Linked DNA regions of Homo sapiens: region 2 is linked to region 1. A link is a contact called in ENCODE Hi-C or POLR2A ChIA-PET data. All regions are on one chromosome and are shown on one strand. The core of a region is the stretch at or near the end of the contact, and the rest is flanking DNA. Distances in the headings are between cores, read along the strand shown. Region 1 overlaps LINC00578 (long intergenic non-protein coding RNA 578). Region 2 overlaps LINC00578 (long intergenic non-protein coding RNA 578).

Region 1 (3,315 bases), core at 551-3,050:
AACTGAAAAGCCACCTGAAGTTTCAACCAAAAGCCAATTTAGATCAAGCTGAGCAAACAGACAGGTCTGCTGCCCAATTCAACACCAAGCTGTTTTTTTGTTTTTTGTTTTTAATGTATATAAGTCAAAAAGTACTTTACAAGCCAAGGAAAACCCAGAGAGCAATGTATGGACTAATGACATAGTTCCCATTCAGGTCTGGGGCCTGGAGTGCAGCCTGGGGCAGTTCCCACTGTGCTTCCCAGCCCCCATCTGTGTTTTTCACTGGTAAATTCAGAATAAAAAGAAAGTCAAGTGTAGCAGAGGACTGTGTGGGTTAGGAAGGAAGGGCAGTTCCACCCAGTTGGTCCAAGTTAAAATGGAGGCTGTTACTTGCTGAGAGCAGATTTGCACTCCTTTTTTTTTTTTTTTAGCACCAGCTGAGATTCTGTCTCAATTGCCCTCAACATTGAGTCACTAACCAGCCACTGGGTGTGGAATTCTGGCAGCAGTAGCGCTTAACTCTGAGACTTCCCACTCCCCACCCACCAGCTCCTTGCCCTCTCTGCAATGGCTTTTTTTTAGTAATAGAGGAAAAAAACTTTGAAATCCTGTTAATTCTGAGTATTGTTTACAAGTGATTATTTCTGAAGGGGCAAGGAGTGTTTGCAAAGGCCACTTTGGTTATATGAGATTTAAAAGGTTACTGCAATTATTTTTTGGTGTATAAGATGCATTTGCATACATAATTTCACAGAAGAATGGGGGCATTTTATGTACTTTCATCATATGTTTATTGAAAGTGAACAGTTATGCTGTCTGCACAGACATAACTGGTATTTCTTTAAAATTTATCTTTTCCAGATTATTACTATATATTAAAATTTCTAATTATCTACTGGAGATGCATTATACTACATTTATAGGAACAAAATAATGTATTTTCTCTTTTGTAGACATGGCTGCCCGAAAGCAATTCAGTATTTTGCATCCTTGTTCAGTCAGTAACTATGACTTATTAGATGCAGGTGAGTTTTTTATACATTTGGAAGAGGATGTGTCTTATACACTTGCAAGAGCATTGATGTCTCTGGATCTGAGTGCCCTTGTCTGCAAAAAGAAAGAGCTGAACTCCAAGTACCTTCAGCACTGAAAGTCTACAGCTGGCAATGGCTGTACCACAAAGATTAAAACAAGGCAATTCAGTAAGGGTAAACAATAAATTAAAAAAATCACTGAAATTGAATTAACTTGGTAGACAAAAGCAACCCTTAGACCACCAACAGTCATTTTGCAAATATTAATTTTTTAACTAAGGAACAATTACATACGCCTTGTCTCTTTAAATTAGATTGGAAGTTCCTTGAGGTTAAAACCAATGTTTTTAATTAAGAATAAAATTTCCCTAGGACAGATCATACTGCCAGATAAACGGCCTAGCAATAGAATGTGTTCGTAGATACATTAAAAAGAACCCAGGTCTTAGAGCTCTCAGGCCAGAGATTTTTCTTTCCATTACAATTTTCTGTCATCAAGGTTCAATGTAGGAAGCTTCTAGGAGAGACAATAACAATTGGGAGGAAGAAATCCAAGAGCATTGAAATAGACATGAGCTACACAAGGATACTAAAGTCCTGGTATTGACTCTTTTTTACCAGCAATATTTCTAGAAGAAAATAGCCCCCTCCATAGAAGTCTCTACAGAACACGTGGACAGCACTTAGTGATGAAGCCTGGGTTGGCAGCCCACATTGCCTGATGTTTGTATTGAAACCCTTCCCTGGCAGAGCCTGGTGCCCAGTGGTGCCGACTGGGCTGGCTCAGTGCTGAGAGACAGCTTCAGGGATGGACAGTTGCACTCTCAGGAGGTTGTATGCATAATCTCAGTTTGCAATTCTATTTTGTGAGAACAAAAGGGAAACAGTGGGCACTGGCTTGGCTGCTTTTCCAGATGCTTTTGACCAGGCAGGGGATGTAAAAAAGAAAATCTAGCTTGAAAAATGCAACAAAGAGAGAGAAATATTGTCTATTTTCCCATTATGTTTAGCTAGGATGTGGTCTACTGATTATTTTAAGAAAACTATTAACCGAGCTTTACTGTTTTCCTGTTGTATGCTAGCAGCTTCATGTAGTCTGAGAGTCTCAGGCTGGCTGTTAGAAGCCTTAGGTTTTCATCTCCAGTCACCACCATCTTGGCACTTGATTTCTCAGAGCTTCAGTGTGTCTATCTATAATGTCATTTTTAATTCCTGTCCTTCTCTACCTCAAACGGATGCTGTGAGGACAAATGAGATGGCTCAATATTACCTCCTTCCCTGTCCATCTGGCTCTCTGATTTGCAAGGACCACATCAAGTTCTGGACTAGAAAACAATAGAGTTGTGCCAGGAATGAAGGGAGGCAGAATGGAGCCAGGCGGAAGCCCAAAGGGACACAGAGGCAGAGATCCAAGGCCAGAATTGGAACATTGGATTAGCCACAATTTCACATATTAACATTATGCCCAGTTCCCAAAAATACACATTTATGTGGTTATATGAACATCTTTGAGTCATTCAGGATTTGGTTGTATTATCATTATTTGAACCCTCAAGTGCAAAAATATGAGGACTATATACTGAGATTTTCTTCCTTTTTCAATGGAGTATTCTTAACTTGTGTGGGCCAGGCCTTGAGCCCCTTTTTTGGTCAAAAGTCCTCAAAGGGAGTTAACTGGTCATTTTAATTCATTTGGGTCCAACTGAGGTGATTTTATAGCCCCTCCTGGCTTTGAAAGATCCAACAGACTTTCAGCCTCCAGGCAACAGAGGAGTGAGCCCTGGAAAGGGTCTAAATGATGCAGGCCCTCCTCCCTGTACGTCAGCTCCTTCTCTCCCCTTCTTTCCAATCAAACTAATCCCCTCACAATTTCCCAGAGGCTTCTCCATCATGGACACCCACAGGAAACAAATAAAAGGAACAGGACAGGGTGCAATTCTGCTCTTTGTCAGTGCTAATTGTGAGCCAGTTATCTGATCTGCTGTGACTTGCTCTTTCTGGAAAGGTGTGCATAATTTGGCAATAGAATTCCAAGATTCTCATTTATTGTAAATTGTGCCTTTGCCGATTGCTTTTGTCAGGGCTCCCCATTTCACCTCATGTCTCTGCTCTCCACTTTTGCAAATGCACTGATCTGTGAAAATGAATTAAACAGATTAAAAAGCAGCTTTTCTTATTCATTGGAATAAAAACAGCAAAGGCAGACATGGTACATCCTTGTACGTAACTCCAAGAAAAAAAAAACTACTTCACACAAGAGGGTGGCCTGGCTCTCTGGGGAGAAAACAAACCCACAAAA
Region 2 (3,525 bases), core at 485-2,984, 89 kb before region 1:
CTACCGGAGATTTACTAGTTTGTTTGTAACCTAGCAATCTAATTTAACATTCCTTTATTAAACTGCCTATAAATACTCAGCTCCTCAAATGCTCTTTGAACCAGCTTAATGATTTTCTCTCATTAATTAATGAGTTGAATAATATCTTTGACACATGCTCATTCTATATTTGTTTTGAGAGCCCTGTTTTAACTTTTTGAAAATTATACCTTGACATTCTTAGCACTAAATAACTTAGTGTTATTCTCCACTGTACCCTGTCCTCCTGCTCAGTTTTAAGGTCTGAACGTGGCAGGCTCATATTTTTCACAGTGGGTCTTTCCTCTCCTTCCTTTCTTTTTTTCTTTTTTTGTTTGGTTTTGTTTTGTTTGTTTGATTGTTTGATGCCGTTATCAAGTAGAGCAGACCTGGGAAGACTGGTGCATCCTTATTTCTGTCATCTTAGAAAATAACATATATAAGAAAATATTTATATCTAGGGCAGAAGAAAATTAGAGATATATTTTTTTCCTTTCAGCCTCTTCTCTCCTCCATTTTTACTGCTGAAAAATTATCCAAAGGCATGAAAATATTTCATAGAAATGTCTTCTGAGTTGTGAGGGAATTCTTGCCCATTTGAACAAATTGAATAGACATTTGAAAGCAAATCAGAATGCCCCTTACTGCTTGGCCAATGTGTAAGGATTTGGAGCTGCTTATCTGTGTTGCCATGTCCTTATTACTACGGGTTTCTTGATCTGCACAATCGATGTAATGAAACCTGGTGCTGAGTATGGCTATAAAACTGTTCTTTGGGTGGTAGTTCATGACAAATATGTGTAAACCAATAAGAGAAATAAAAGACTGCATTAGAAAAACTTTTTGAAAATGTAACTAATACCTGAAATAACCCAAAGTTTTTGCTTTGTGTCCTGTGGAGATTTATTATGCTTTCCAATGAAAATAATCAGTGATGTATACATGACCTGGCACCTGAAAACGGAATTTTCCACACCACTTTGAGACTTTTGTTTTTTCCCCCATTTATAAAAAAGATTTAATCCCTCAACCACCAAATAAAAAGTAGAGAGGAATGAACAGTCCTGATTCATTACTATCATGCTAATTCCACAGTTACGTTGTTTCCACAGTTAACGTTGCTCATTTTATCTAATGCCACTCAGAATCACTTGGTTTTCTTTTTTTTTTTTTTTTTTCTTGGCTTGGAGACGGAGTCTTGCTCTGTCTCCAGGCTGGAGTGCAGTGGCACGATCTCGGCTCACTGCAACCTCCACCTCCAGGGTTCAAGCAATTCTCCTGCCTCAGCCTCCTGAGTAGCTGGGACTACAGGCATATGCCACCACACCCAGCTAATTTTTGTATTTTTTAGTAGAGACGGCGTTTCACCGTGTTGGCCAGGATGGTCTCAATCTCTTGACCTCGTGATCCGCCCGCCTTGGCCTCCCAAAGTGCTGGGATTATAGGCATGAACCACCACACCCCGGCCTACTTGGTTTTCTTAAAGTCTGTTAGCTAAGTTTGTGCAGCTTCTTAAAAATACAATATTGGTTTTAATAACCCAGATTTGAGATTATTTTGGTTGTTAGCATAAATTTCATCTTCTTTCATGCTAGAAACATTTCCTGTTTCAAAACCATTCAGCCAATAAGTATTGTGCTGTTATTTTTGTGGCTTTTACAGGATCTGACAACTCGAGCAGCTGCCATCAAGGTACATCATGGCACAAAGGACGGCTCTCAAACATCGGATGTACAGAGACTACCATTAATATTGCAGTGTGTGTCTTTTGTATTAAGTTGGTTTCTGAAAATATCTCTGACAGATGCTGCTAGGCCAAAGTGCCTCCCACAGCTGCAGCTCTAGAGAAATCCGCGGTGGATGTTCTCCTCTAACAGTTTTCTGGTCCCTGTGACAGTGCCCACTGCTTCACTACTGCTCTCAGGTGGTGTGCTTGGTGGCAGTGCCGTGGGCATGGGAGGTTGTGGAGGGGGCTGGGCTATGCAAACTGCTGAGCCAGAACCATCCCTGTGGTGGAGCCTGGGACCCAGCACCCAGCACAGCAGCAGCCAGGAGCTGAGCTGGCAATGGAGAAAGAACGCTGAAAGGGAATGGTTGCCTGGCGTTTAGTAAATGAGCTGTCTGAAAATAATCTGAATGGGGAGAAGGAGTTTTCTTCTCTTGTGATTTTCTGGGATTCCATTTATTCATATAATTACTTCACCTCATTTCAAAAACAATGGTAGGGGGTTGGGGGAGGGCTTGAAGTGCTTTAAGCAGTGCCCCTCTGAACATATACCCAGGAAACAGTTTGCCTCTCACTGTTCCATGTCTGTTGTTTAGCTCCCAAACAATTAAGCAGGAGCACATAAGCTCTCCCAGGCTGAGTCTGCACCCACTGCAACAGTCACCTCACAGTGAGAGAGGGAGAGATGACGAGGAGAAGTTTCATTAACCTTTTCCATGCCCCAGACAAACAGCTTGATTTCAGCTGAGACCCAGTATGGCCCCAAGAAGTGGAGGGTTCAGAGTCCTTTCCAATGGGCCCTCCCGCCCTGTCGTTCACCTGCCCACTCAGCCCAGAAGGAAAGTTGTAGACCCCTCTTCTTTCTAGAGCTGCTCATGATTCTTATTAATCAAATGAGAGGAGCAGAACGTATGGTCAAAACAAGCAACATATGCGGCCCCACATTTTTAAGATACTTATCGAAAAGGGATTATCTGTTCCCTGTAGATGGATTCAAAGATAGCAAATTGCACGCTCAGAGTGCACAGGGTACAAAGCGCAAATAGGCAATTTGGTTCAATATCTCCCAACTTAAACCCACTGCTTTTTCAACAGAAATGTTTTTTACATCAAGTGTTGCCTCTGTTCTCACTCTCCCTCCTTCTTGATCTTTTAATCTAACCCTGTCTTCTTGACTTCTTTCTAGCCCCTGCCCCATTGCCATTGGTTTATAGGTCAAATTGCTTGAGTTAAATGCATAGAAGATGCAACTATTTCAGACCTCACTTTAAACAATGTGGTAAGTGTTAAGACAGAATAAAAGATAAACCAAAATATTGTAGAAGATGATTCTAATGGCATATCCAGGAGCTAACCTGCTCTGCATTGATGAGTTTAGCTATCATAATTCCAAAGGAACACTATGATTGAGAACAACCAAGAGCACTACTAACTCCAGCATCACCAAGGAGACTGCCAAGTCCTTGCTGAGGCTCCACCCTACCCTCTCCTTCTCTCTGGCTTTGCACTCCCAACACCACACAATTGTGGCAGGCCACAGGATGCCCACCATTACATGCTAGGAATTCTAGCAGAGCGAGTCCTCAGTAGTTCTAATGCCATATTTGAAGAAATTACATGTTAATTTTTTTAAATCCTCTCTCAATAATTCTAAGATGTGGATGCTTACAATCTTGTTCACTTAAAATCTACAGTTCTAGAAAAAAAATCAGAGGATTAAGATGGTGGATAGGAGGCAGGACTAGCTTGCAGCTCCCTCTCGGACAACAGAGCAGTGTGTG

The links. A loop is a pair of places that touch in the nucleus more often than their neighbours do. ChIA-PET counts read pairs that join two places held with the same protein, here RNA polymerase II (POLR2A). Pooled maps may share reads with other maps.
Region 2: a loop to region 1 is called in a map of CD8-positive, alpha-beta T cell, with 2.5 times the contacts of the local background. The contact joins two enhancer-like sites. A Hi-C loop is called at or near these places in 2 of 168 maps with a recorded cell type or tissue (CD8-positive, alpha-beta T cell and naive thymus-derived CD4-positive, alpha-beta T cell) and 4 of 50 pooled maps. POLR2A ChIA-PET finds 5 or more read pairs at or near these places in 1 of 52 experiments (CD4-positive, alpha-beta memory T cell).

Annotation. Positions count from the first base shown.
Region 1 is chr3:177,552,241-177,555,555 of GRCh38, reverse strand. All of the region lies in intron 2 of LINC00578 (long intergenic non-protein coding RNA 578), which reads right to left. Among named protein-coding and RNA genes, the nearest start is that of LINC00578, 110 kb to the right of the region's middle. Within about 2 kb of position 1,800, at least 3 of the 41 ENCODE cell types and tissues checked have a DNase peak (open chromatin) inside an H3K27ac peak, as active enhancers do.
Region 2 is chr3:177,641,145-177,644,669 of GRCh38, reverse strand. All of the region lies in intron 3 of LINC00578 (long intergenic non-protein coding RNA 578), which reads right to left. Among named protein-coding and RNA genes, the nearest start is that of LINC02015, 170 kb to the left of the region's middle. Within about 2 kb of position 1,734, at least 6 of the 41 ENCODE cell types and tissues checked have a DNase peak (open chromatin) inside an H3K27ac peak, as active enhancers do.